Regions from separate parts of the Homo sapiens genome. Here regions 1 and 2 are each linked to region 3. The links are chromatin loops, found by intact Hi-C in ENCODE. Cell type or tissue: endothelial cell of umbilical vein. All regions are shown on one strand.

Region 1 (2,500 bases), 260 kb before region 3:
GGTAAAACTATGTAATTAAGTATCTAAGTTATCATTGTTCCATTAAATATAATGCAAACTGCATGTACAATTGTAAATGTTCTAATAGTCACATTAAGAATAATATAAACTTACAGGTGACACAAATTTTAATATTGCTTTTTTTTTCTTTTTTGAGACAGAGTCTCTCTCTGTAGCCCAGGCTGGAGTGCAGTGGCATGATCACGGTTCACTGCAGCCTCAAACTCCTGGGCCAAAGCAATCCTTCTGTCTCAGCCTCCCAAGTAGATGGGACTACAGGTGTGCACCACCACATCCGTCTTTTTTTGTGTGTGTGCAGATGGAGTCTCACTATGTTGCCTAGGTTGGTGTCAAATTCCCAGCCTCAAGTGATCCTCCTGTCTCGGCCTCCCAAAGTGCTATCATTACAGGTGTGAGCCACCACACCCGGCAATAATACTTTTTCTTTAAAGAAATTTTAAAATTATTTTACTTTTAATATTATTAAATATTATTTTAAACATGCAATCAATATAAAAACTATTGAGATCCATTGTACTAGCCACATTTTAGGCACTCACTGGCTGCACATGGCCAGTGGTCTGGGCACTGGCAATGGCTTTATTTTTATTTTAATTTTTTTTTTTTGAGACAGAGTCTCACTCTGTTTCCCAGGCTGGAGTGTAGTGGCTCGATCTTGGCTCACTGCAACCTCCACCTCCCGGGTTCAAGCAATTCTCCTGCTTCTACCTCCCAAGTAGCTGGGACTACAGGGACATGCCGACACGACCAGCTAATTTTTAGTAGAGACAGGGTTTGACCGTGTTGCCCAGGCTGGTCTCGAACTCCTGAGCTCAGACAATCTGCCCGCTTAGGTCTCCCAAAGTGCTAGAATTACAGGCATGAGCCACTGCACCAGGCCAGGCAATGGCTTTTTAATTCAAAGATGCTATTTCAACTCAATAAGATGCAGCTTTTTAAATTTGTCACTAGGTGGTGTTGGAGACAAATACAGTACTGCTCCTTGACTAGAGGAAAAGTTCTTAAAATGATGCAGTCAAATCTTACAGTACAGTGTGCCTTTGGCTATGCTGATTACAAATTCTACAAAGATAGTTATGATGAACTAACAGGATAAAATTATCATCTTATAATAAGAAACAAGCAACATTAAGAAGCAAATACATCCTAATTCTCGTCTAACAGCTATTCTGAAGTTTGCTGGGCCCAGTTTATGTGCAAGACCATGAAGTTTTAAAATTTCATGAAGTTTTAAAATTTCTGCAATTCCTGTAAAGTGTTTAATTTCACCATATAAGTTGCATCTGATGGAATCTCTTTTTATCCCCAGAAGGCTTAGGGTGTTTAAATCACTTGTTTAGAACTACAGTTTATTTAGCCAAATTTCTTTTCCAGTTACACTCTTGAACAATACTTCACACAGCATCCAAACACCATAGCATCTGCCCTTGAGGTTTGAATAGGTGATATTTATTTTGCTTGCAAAAACTAACTAGGAACAATAGGATATTTTCACTTAAGGATGCAACTCTCAAAGGTACATGTATTTACTTTCTCATCAATTACAACAGAAATGGTTTTCAAGGGAATCATTATTTAAAACTAATTTCTAACTCCATTCCTTTAACCAATTCAAAAATGCCTCTATCTTCAGTTACTTGACTGTGTTCTTTGCTTCTCAGTCTGAAAACACGTAGACAAACAACTCAGGGTTCCAAGCTCACCGGAAATATAATTATGCTTATTATGTTACAAAGCTTCTGCACCTTTAATCAGAAATGTCCCCTCTTCCACCAAGTATGAGGATTGCACAGTGGCAGGCACTGCTAGCTGCTTACCCAATCATTCTTCCCATGTTCTTTGTAAATATAACTCAGATTTTGCTCAGATTAGCTACGTATCTAATTAAATATTCATCTTCCCACTGTTGGTTGAAGCTAGGAGTAAGTCAGACATACTCTGCTTCTTAAGATATAATAATTTGCCAAGAAATACTGAGGGAAGCATTTGCTGCTTTTGCAAGGAACAGATAGGTCTGGTACCATTCTTCTCTACTTCTTCCTGCCTTGAACATGCTGTCTGCTGCCCTGAGGCAATTAGCAAGGGGATGAAAACTATGAACAGCAAAAGAGAGAGATCTGGGCCTCTAATGCATTGTTGTGAGCTGATCAACTCTAGGATACCACCTTCCTTCAAACTTGGTATATAAAAACACATTAACTCACTATTTTATGCTGCTGTTAGTTGAGCGCTGTTACTTATAGCTAAATTTATTCCTAACATGGACACCTTCTTGCTTCTGCTCCCTAACCCTCACTTTCCTTCTCACCATTCAATAGGAGTCTGTATGCCCTCCCCTCGGAGCTGATTTCATAGGGTTTTTCCCCTCATAGGTCACTATTCATGGAGTTGAGCTAGCAAAGCTCATCCCAGCTAATAAATATATTTAATATTATTGTTATATCATAATTCTGACTCATAAGTAAATTCAAAGGTGAGA
Region 2 (2,500 bases), 1.0 Mb before region 3:
TTGAACTTGAGTTTGACTGCAAATCTTTCACATCTTCCTAAGCTTGAAAGGTGAGTGCACCTGCGGGGGGAAAAGTTAACTAAGGGGTAACTTTTATCCCAATGTCTTTCAATCCTATTAATCACTAAAACACAAAGTATTCGTTATTTGTTCAACACGTATTCATATACCAAGCACTTGACTACGCACAGGAGCGTAACGGTTAATCAACAAGCATGGCCCTCATCCAAAGGAGCTTACTACGGAGGAAGCAGTCAGTATTCAAATACTGACATCAATAAATATATTGAAACCCTCAGGGCAAAGCAGCATGAAAACTTGAATTGTTTTTTACAAATAAATTGAAATGTCCCAGGTGAGGGGTTGGAGGATAGGACCTCAAGTTGTCTGGTCATCTGCTTTGGTGAGGCAGGTTCAGGACAGGTCAGATTCAGCTCTAAATACATTTTATACATTTTATTATACATTTTGTTCCCTTTCTCTCTCTCTTTCTTTCTTCTTTTTTTTTTCTTCCGAGTTTCGCTCTTGTCTCCCAGGCTGGAATACAATGGCACAATCTCGGCTCACTGCAACCTCCATCTCCTAGGTTCAAGCGATTCTTCAGCCTCAGCCTCCTGAATAGCTGGGATTACAGGCGCCCGCCACGACGCCCGGCTAATTTTTTGTATTTTTAGTGGAGACGAGGTTTCACCATGCTAATCTCGAACTCCTGACCTCAGGTGATCCGTCCACTTCAGCCTCTCAAAGTGCTGGCATTACAGGCGTCAGCCACCACACCCGGCCCCTTTCCCTTTCTTATTGCCATTCTGAGAAAATACTAGTTTGTCCCTCTTGCACAAGTTTTTCCCTCAGTGAGCTACCATTTCCAGGAGCAGCCCTGAGTCTCTGAAGTTAAAGAAAAAAAAAAAAAGTTTAGTCTGCTTAATTAAGTTCTTGTTGCAAAACTTTCTTAGTTATTACTCTCAGTTGTAGCTTTTGGAATCTAACAGCCCCTCGCTTATGAGCCACTCATATCACTTACTAGCCTGGAACTTTGAATAAGTTACTAAACTTCTTCAAGCTGGATTTTATCATCACTCATTTATGCAGGACGTATTTTTGAAATTGTTGCAATTGTTGCAAATACTTGAGAAGTTTCCACCCTCCTTTGCCTTCTCCTAGTGCTTCTTCAGAGGCTATGAAGGGAACAATTATCAAGGGTCACGGTAGCTGCCTAAAAGGAACCTGTGTCTAGTACTTCAGTGCTTCCGAGCTCTCAGGTGGGACAGTAAAGCCTCTGTCTCCTCTCCATGCCAGGCAAAATGACCCAAAAGGAAACTCCCGGGCCTGTTGACTCTGAGCAAGCTGGGGCAGAACGCTTCCGAGGGCTCTCTGGAGCTCAGACGGCGCTCAGCGTGAGTTGGACCAAACATTCTTAGGGTTGTATCATCATAATGAGGCACAAGGGGGCAGTAGTGTCCTCCATGATAGCTAGAAAAGCGATTTCCAGTTCTTTTTCTTAAGGGATTGTTCTTTTCCTAAGCTTGGTGCCTGTCTGGGTAAATTTCTTTCAAGAAGGCTATTTCCTTTTTATGAACGGTGACAGCCTCATTCCTACATTAGATAATTTAAAAAATTAACTATTTCTGGGAATGGGGCCCAGAGACTCTGATCTCCATTTTGGATATTACATTTGGTGTACGTCAGTCTGAATTCACAATCACTTTTTTGGCAGTTGGGCCACCTTTAATTTAGTCACCAAAAACTTGTAGATCTTAGAAAACAAATAAGCAAGACAACGCCACTAAAGTTCCAAAGCTTGAGTCTGAAAACCTTCTGAAATTGTTAAGTGTATGTGGGCTCTGGAGTCAAAGCTGCTTGAGCCTGCTTTGCTGTTTAACAGGGGAACATTTTAAACCTTTAAGATGAAAATAATGATACTACCCTATCTGGAGGTTATTATGAGGCTTAAATAAAGATAACCCATGCACAATGTCTAGCGTCGTGCCTGGATGTATAAACACCCAGTACACATTCCCCATGGAGGAAATTATTTCTACAATGATGCTCGTTCTGAACCTGTTAGCTTTTGTCATGTTTTCATGTAATATGGGATATTATGTTTATCCTTGTTAAATACCATCTGCTTATTTAATTTCAGAGGATTTTCAGAATATCACACCAGTGTTCCACTTCCTTAGTTATTACTCTCAGTTTTGTAGCTTTTAGAATCTAACAGCCCCTTCCTTATGAGCCACTCATATCACTTACTAGCCTGGAACTTTGAATAAGTTACTAAACTTCTTCAAGCTGGATTTTATCATAATTAATTAATGCAGGACATGTTTTTGAAAGCATATTATATGTCAGAGAGTGTAAGAAGAAATGGAGCTAAAACAATCAAGACAGATGAAGTCCCTCCTGGAGTTTGATGACTATCAGAGAAGTCACACATAAAACAAAGTTCTGTGTAAATAACCATTCAGTTACAGTTGCGATAAGTGCTACAAACCAAGTATGG
Region 3 (2,500 bases):
GTGGGGTGGGGAGGCAGTGCAGAGAGAAATCAAGGAGATGGGGTTAGGAAGCAGATGGAGTGACAGGTGAGAGAGGTCGATGGCTAAGAATAGAATGGTAACGGCAGCTGGCTTTATTGCCAATTATGCAATACTTTTAGGTTCTATGACCTTGAGTTTAATTAACCTCTTTGGGGTTAATTAGCTTTTTTTAGCTTATTTTTATTTCAAAATACAGTTATTAAAATCCTTACAAGTCTGTAATGAAAGAAAACTTACAAAAAATTACATATCCTGAAATATATAAAACGTTAAATAACTGTTTTTCTCTTGCCATAGAGAAAAATATACACAGCGGGGACCTAATAAGCACAGAATTTGATTCAGAAATGGATTTAAAACATACACACTACTACCTGAAAGCAAGCATCAAATAGTTGTAAGTGCCAAAGCAACCAAACTTACCACCGACATATCTATTTCAGTATTGACAGAGCTCTTGGTTCTGGTTAAATAAATTAAAGATGGGAAAAGTGATAAAATGTCAATTAAGAAAGCCAACAAAATCCCCTAAAGGAAGAAGAGAAGCCATTCTTCTAACTTCAAAACTGATCCTTGCTGAAGACAAAACTTCCAAGAATTTGCTCTTATTATACACATCATTCCTTAAAGGGAAATTGACAGACATGGATATCAATCTCAGTTACACCACCAACTAGTGCCGATAAACCGCCAAGCAAGAGCTTCTAAATTTATGATTTGTGATTAAAACAAATATTTAGTAAAATAATTAGATGGACTAAACAGCATTTTAGAGAGCTTTTTAAGACCTAGGATTTTGGATACAGTATGCATCTTAACACAAAAATCATCAATTCTATATTGATAACTAATAATAATAAAATAAGTATGTAAGCATGTGAAGTATAGATTCTGCTCTCTCTCTAAACAGTACCAGAAACTCCTGCAGGAGTGCTTTGCTTGACTTTTTGACCTCTGAGTACGTTAATATTTTAAGGTAAATTCCGATTTAAGTACCCAAATGATTATAAAGCAGGGCTTCACCTTGGTGTTGTGGTTACAATTCTGCATATCAAGGAAAAAGAGAAATGCTTCACTCCCAAGTCTCGCTCCTCATTTTCAGTCTTGAGGTACCTTTGTTTACAAAGGATTTCTCACTGCTTGTTTTGTACTGCCACCTGCTGGTAAGCACCAAACTTTATTTTTATAAATGAGAAATCTATACACATCCACTCTTAGTTGGTGTTACACTCTCAGATTTTTATAAGTTTTAAGAAAGTTTCCTTCACATTTGCAATTATTAATTATTTCTCATGGTACAAAATTTTATATAACCATTAAAATATAGAAAACACAAATAAGGAATTAATAGATGCTGCATTTCCATCTCCCAGAGATAATCTCTGGTATACAGCCTTCAAGAACACACAATTGGGTTATATGATGTTTATCATCTAAAATCAAATGTGATGTCATTTAATAATTATTTGTTGGATACATTACATGTAATCATATGTCAATTTATTTTCAAACATTTGGAATTTTTTTCAATTTTTTTTGTTATTTGTTTGATGTAGCAATATCCTCGTTTTAAAACCTTATACTCAGCTCTAAGCTATATGAAATATTACTAGAAATATAGCTAGTACATCAAAGGACTTCAAAATGGGAAGGCCTTTGACATGTACAGACAAGTTCACCTCCAGAAGTCTATACGAATTCACACTCCTATAAAAGTGCTACTCTCTCCACACTGTCATCAACTCCTCCTTTTAAGTATTTTAAAAAAAACTACTCCAATCATATCCTGAAGGAAAACTGGATACTTTTATCATTTATATTTATTTTATTGGGAGTGAACATTTATATTCATATCTATTAACCGTTTCTATTTTTGCATTTCTAAAATGCCTTATGTCCCTCTGCCAGGTTTTCTATTTTAGTGTTTGTATAAAAGAGGAAGTAATCACTTTTCATGTATGTTCCAAATACTTTTGCTGGTCATATATTATTTGATTTCATTTGTGGTATTTTTAACAATAGACATTTTCAGTATTGATTTAGTCAATTACATCAGTTATTTCCTTCATGTGGTTTGCCTGTGGTTTTATGTTTAGAAATAACTTCCTTGTTCTTAGAATTATTCATTATTTTATCTTGAAGGAAACTGTTCGAATTCCCTCTGTCATGCAAGAAGATTTTATCTAGATATTTTTCCTGTGGCAGTTCACTAAGTTGCCTGGCATGAGACTGAAGGTTGATCTATGAGTCATTATCACATTACACCATTTGTTTTTTCTGTACTTATAGGAATTTATGACACTGACGTGCAAAATATTTTGAGGACTTTATAAGGAATCCCTTATTATGTCTATTAATGGGCTAGCCATCTCTCCTCCATAGCATTCCACACTTATAAATTCTGTTCGTCAATAAAAAGCAAAAATCATATTTTACATCAAATAAAACTCACCATAAAATTCAACCACAAACAGAAGCA

The links. Hi-C counts contacts between places; a loop is a spot of excess contacts. Peaks named below come from ENCODE experiments on the same cell type or tissue, not always from the same donor. Only the 100,000 strongest peaks of a DNase experiment are listed, where the experiment ranks them.
Region 1: it touches region 3 in a loop (7-fold over the local background); 84 of 110 quality-filtered maps call a loop at or near these places.
Region 2: a loop joins it to region 3, with 9 times the contacts of the local background. A loop is called at or near these places in 39 of 110 quality-filtered maps.

Annotation. Positions count from the first base shown.
Region 1 is chr4:21,506,656-21,509,155 of GRCh38, forward strand. All of the region lies in intron 1 of KCNIP4 (potassium voltage-gated channel interacting protein 4), which reads right to left. Among named protein-coding and RNA genes, the nearest start is that of MIR7978, 43 kb to the left of the region's middle. In endothelial cell of umbilical vein, a CTCF peak has its summit at 947 (motif pointing right); no DNase peak of the experiment used is centred here; H3K27me3 peaks cover 300 bases.
Region 2 is chr4:20,772,151-20,774,650 of GRCh38, forward strand. The region is part of intron 3 of KCNIP4 (potassium voltage-gated channel interacting protein 4); the gene reads right to left. Among named protein-coding and RNA genes, the nearest start is that of PACRGL, 73 kb to the left of the region's middle. In endothelial cell of umbilical vein, a CTCF peak has its summit at 1,431 (motif pointing right); a DNase peak (open chromatin) is centred at 1,461; H3K27ac peaks cover 415 bases.
Region 3 is chr4:21,767,395-21,769,894 of GRCh38, forward strand. All of the region lies in intron 1 of KCNIP4 (potassium voltage-gated channel interacting protein 4), which reads right to left. Among named protein-coding and RNA genes, the nearest start is that of KCNIP4-IT1, 85 kb to the right of the region's middle. In endothelial cell of umbilical vein, a CTCF peak has its summit at 1,185 (motif pointing left); DNase peaks (open chromatin) are centred at 1,177 and 2,187; H3K27ac peaks cover 962 bases; H3K27me3 peaks cover 275 bases.